Linked DNA regions of Homo sapiens: region 2 is linked to region 1. A link is an interaction called in ENCODE POLR2A ChIA-PET data of the cell type or tissue named here. Cell type or tissue: PC-3. All regions are shown on one strand.

Region 1 (2,500 bases):
ATCTTCTAAACATAATAACCCAAGACCATCATAATCATAATAGCTAATAATCAAATATTAACTTAGGACCTGTATCCTTTTCTCTACATCATTTACCATGTGATAAATATTTTCCCTTCTACCTTTACTATTGGGAAACAAAGTTCCCTAGAGCTTACATACCTGTACTCTGACTATTAAATTAATTATTAAATTAAATTAAATTTTCTCAAGGAAAAAAATACTATTGTAATAGTACATGTAGTATATACTGAGACATACAGTATATACTTGATTAAGAAATTAGGCTATGAGGAATAGCCAGGACAAGCTTTTAAGCTAAAAAGTTATTACATTCTAATTCTGGTAAGAATAGGAGCTTCTTGGAATTCAAAGAGGGCCCAGGGGGGTGTATTTTCTTCTAATGAGAACCTCTAACAGGAAAAAAAATAATAATAGAAATACTCTGTTCATCCCTGATCAAGTTCAGTGTGCTTCGTTTTAAAGGATATCAGAGAAGCCCTCTCTTTGCCCTGCAAAAGCCCTGTAGTAACCTCACACCACAGCATTGGTTCCCACAGCCATTTGCTTTACAAGTTTAGCCACACTCAGGAACGGACATTCTAGAAAGGTCCAAGTCTTATCTTCATTACTCTCTTTCCCCTGTTTTTTTGAGCTGCTGATCCTGAGAGATAGAACAGAGAAAAAAGAGCAAGTTCTGATTGTTTAGTATTTTCATAAGCCGCATGCATACAGTTTCAGGAATAAAATGCTCTGGTTTAAAAACAAATGGTTGTTTGATTTTGTAAGAATAAAAAAAGAAGGAATGACACTTTGGTTCCAGCACTAAATATCCTCTTGGTATATAGAACTTTTTTACTGCCTTTCTATCCTCAACGAAAATATCCAGTAAAAAATTTTGTCTGAGAAAATAGTGACAAGTTATCCTCACATGCCTAGGGAGGGCTATGGTTTGGATGTTATCTCTAAAGGAAAAATTTGTTAGACCAGAGCATCCAAGGGAGAAGGTATTTTGGAAAGGGGGGGAGCCTTTCACACCCTTGCATCATTGTAATGAACCTTGTCAGGGGTCACTAAATAGGTAGAATCCTAAACATTTCTGTGTGAGATTAGATGAAAACTCAATTCTTTTTAATTAACAAGAAATGTTACAGAAGGTAAGAGCTTCAGAAATAAACTAGTCAAGCCACTCCACTTTACAAAAAGATCCAGAGGGCAAAAGGATTTTCCCAAGAGCCCCTGGCTGATTGGGAACAGAAGTTAGGCTAGAATTCACTCTGCCCACTCCCAGGCCTGTAAATTTCCAGGACACTGTCTGATTTAAATCTCCATGACCTGATGAACTGACCCCCGTTAGCTGTCTTTTCAAGACCCTTGCAAGAATTGCATGGATGCCAACAATGCTTCTCTTAAGCTCCAGCTGGAAGGGCTGGGACGTATCTAATTTCTAGCCAGTCTGAGTAATGGCATTATAGATAGGTGCTCATAATGTTAGCACCTAAGCCTGCAGGCTCACTTGATTAAATGGCAACATGGATCTCTTTTCATTCTTGTTATTTTGATAATTAAATGGGATTTCCAGCTCATCTCTGACCTGACACATGTTTTTCATTTTTAAAGTGAGTCAGGGAGTGAGCAATTCATGGTAGTTTAGTAGTACAAACTATACCCATAGCTCATTAAAATGTGTTTAAAGATTAATAAAATTGCACCCTGTCCAGTAGTAAACCTGGTTAAGTGTCTAACACATCAGGCATGCCTTTAATGGCCTGTTTGCTTTTCAAAGATGTGAAGCAAGACCAATTATTAAAAAGAAAGATGCAATACTGCCTTAGAGTTGCAGTTTTTAAAATTTATTTTGCATAGAACCATCTTTTAGCTTTTATGTTTTCAAAATATAAAATTCTGATCAGTGTGACCACATTAAAAAAAGTTTATTTCCCAATCTGAGTAAACACTATTTGTAAAACCTTAAATAGCATAGTTTAATTTTTGATGCTCAAATACATTAGATGGTGCAAAAAAAAAGCTAAGAGTTTTGTGAGAAAACAATTCAGAAAAAGCCAAAGAAGGAAGGACCAAAATTATTTTTGCAGAAATTATAAAGGTACATGTCAAAATTTAAAAATTACACTTAATTTCTTACTGATAAAGTGGGCATCTCCTTGCTCAAAATACTTGTCAAGGTGAATAAAATAGTGATGGAACACAGAAGCTGATGCCATTACCCTTAATCAGAAATAACTTAAGGCTGGGTACTGTGGCTTATGCCTGTAATCCCAGCACTTTGGGAGGCTGAGGTGGGAGGATTGCTTGAGTCCAGGAGTCTGAGACCAACTGAGGCAACATGGTGAGATTCTGTCTCTACAAAAAAAAAAAAAAAAATTAAAAATTATCCAGGTGTAGTGGCACACACCTGTAGTCCCAGCTACTTGGGAGGCTGAAGCAGGAGCATCACTTGAGCCCAGGAGGTTGAGGCCATAGTGAGATATGATGGGTG
Region 2 (2,500 bases), 360 kb before region 1:
AAACATGACAAACACTACCCCAGTCAGGATATCAGCAATGATAAGCCATGTTGACATCATGTTTTTTTTTTCTTTTTTTGAGATAACGTCTTGCTCTGTAGCCCAGGCTGGAGTGCAGTGGCGCGATCTTGGCTCACCCAAACTCTGCCCCCTGGGTTCAAGCAATTCTCCTGCCTCAGCCTCCAAAGTAGCCGAGATTACAGGTGCGCAGCACTGCACCCAGCTAATTTTTTATATTTTTAGTAGAGACAGGGTTTCACCATGTTGGCCAGGCTGGTGTTGAACTCCCAACCTCAGGTGATCCACTGGCCTCGGCCTCCTAAAGTACTAAGATTAGAAGCGTGAGCCACAACGCCCAGCCAAAAAAAAAAAAAAAAAATTCAATAAAACTTACCATGCAATTCAACAAATTTACAAAACACAATTCAATAAATGTATACATTGAAAAAGAACACTATAATGCAGATCAATTTAACCCAGAACAGTCAATGCTAAGCTATATACTGTTAGAATTATTAAAATTTAATACAAGGAAAGAATTCTTTGGGCATCGAGATGAGATCAATTCATTTATAAAGGAAAGAGAGTTAAGCTGGCATCAGACCTTTCCATTACAACATTTAATACCAGAGCATGTGGATCAACTACAAGATACCCATGAAAAGTATACGCAAGCCACGCATTTTGCAGCCCGCCAGACTGTCCTTCAAGAGTAAAGACTAGAAGCAAAGAGTTTTGGATATGAAAATTAGAGTGGTTGGGGAAGGCTGAGGGAGAGGAAGATGAGGGTAGAAGGGGTTACACCAACCTTTTTTTTACTAATATTATACTGGCAAAGGACTAACCCTAAAATGTCTTCAGAACTTCTAGATCATAGATTTTCAAATGAGACCTTACAAGAAGAAGTGATAAAAAGTTTCAGATAGCTCTAGCTTCTGCCATCTTGAGTAATAAAATATGATTTACTGCTCTGCACCCTGCCAAGGATTACTCAAGATACATAGACTCATGTTGACTTAGGATTGCTGCTAAAAATGAATTGACAGCAGTATGATTTCTGGATTTAAAAGAGGTCATAAACAGACTTTGATAAGTGATATTTTATGTAGTTTATGACCTACTTATCTAAAAGCAAAATATGTAACATAAAAACTAAGCCATCATAACAAGAACTTTAGCTTTTTAAATAATAAAACCTAACTATCAAACTTAATCTTTCAATAACCTTGCTAAAGTACAATGATACCAGAAGTGCTCATGACAGTGTTTTGGCAATAAAAAAATTTAGTTTCAAATGCCACTGATTAAGTTAATTTCATTTGCAGGTTCAAATCTTCTGATTCATGTTATCAAAAATGGAATTTTTTTCTTGCATAGTGATTTAACGTTGAAATAATCCTTAAAAAGAGAGTGTATCATCTTTGTCTAAGTTAAAGCTCAATAATTTTCTTGGCTATGTACCCCAATCTAATCTGGAAACTTGTTAGGTAATAATATCAAAAAGTGGCAATTTATTTAGCTATTAATGTTTAAGAAGAGGTCCATGGGGACTTCCTCTGTAATTTTTTTCTTTTTGCTCTGCATATCCACTTAGATGGATTACTTCTACTCATTGTACCTGGCAGTAAAAGATGAAATACATGTGTACCCTTCATTCTTACTGCTATTAACAAAGAGCTCCATGAAGTCATTTTTCTACTAGTTTGTAATTTTGGGGAGAGCGTAGGAATCATTATGGACCCTTTTGAGAATATGATACAAGTTATAGGCCCTCTTCCTGGAAAATTTTCCGTTTTACATACTCTTTGCATATCATTTCAGGAGAGTTGAGGACCCTGAAGCCCACATATAAAGCCCCTCAGAACGTGGACCCCAAGTTAAGCATTCTTTTTTTTTAAAGCATTCTTAATCTAACCGTTCATTAAAAGACACTCAGAAATTAGGTTTTTAATAATGGATTTTTAGCTCATCTCAGTCACACATTCTGGTAAGCCATATTCTTGAAAAATAATTCCTTAAAGTAAACCTAAATTACATAAAGTCTCTTATCTGTTCTCCTCTTATTATTTTATGGTAAAGATCCTCTTTGGAAATTCCCTTCTTAATTTGAAAACTTATATTGGGCTGCAACTGAACTCCTACTTTTGAGCCTTAATTGCTATAAGCTTTCTTTGAATCTTTGTTTTTCTAAATGGTATAATATATGTGAATTAGTAAATTATGATTATAATTATTTTTAGGCACTAATAATTTCAGTAATGCATATTTTCTAAATTTGAGAAATAAAACATTCTGTGTTGTCTTTAAATTTGGACATGATAATCCCACAGTGGTTACTCCTTTCTGTTCAAACAGGATTTGTAACTTGGCCAAATTCACATTATACTAAATGTGGATGGAACATTGCATAGTTTTGTAAAAAGTACTTAAGACCAGGGTTGATTTCTATCCAAACTATAAAAACAAAAAAAACTTATTCTAATGTCCAAATCACATAGAT

The links. Peaks named below come from ENCODE experiments on the same cell type or tissue, not always from the same donor. Only the 100,000 strongest peaks of a DNase experiment are listed, where the experiment ranks them.
Region 2: POLR2A ChIA-PET joins it to region 1 with 5 read pairs; 2 of 35 experiments call an interaction of 5 or more read pairs at or near these places.

What each region holds. Positions count from the first base shown.
Region 1 is chr3:24,269,485-24,271,984 of GRCh38, reverse strand. All of the region lies in intron 3 of THRB (thyroid hormone receptor beta), which reads left to right. Among named protein-coding and RNA genes, the nearest start is that of THRB-AS2, 120 kb to the right of the region's middle. In PC-3, no CTCF peak of the experiment used is centred here; no DNase peak of the experiment used is centred here.
Region 2 is chr3:24,627,244-24,629,743 of GRCh38, reverse strand. No RefSeq gene overlaps it. Among named protein-coding and RNA genes, the nearest start is that of THRB, 130 kb to the right of the region's middle. In PC-3, no CTCF peak of the experiment used is centred here; a DNase peak (open chromatin) is centred at 983.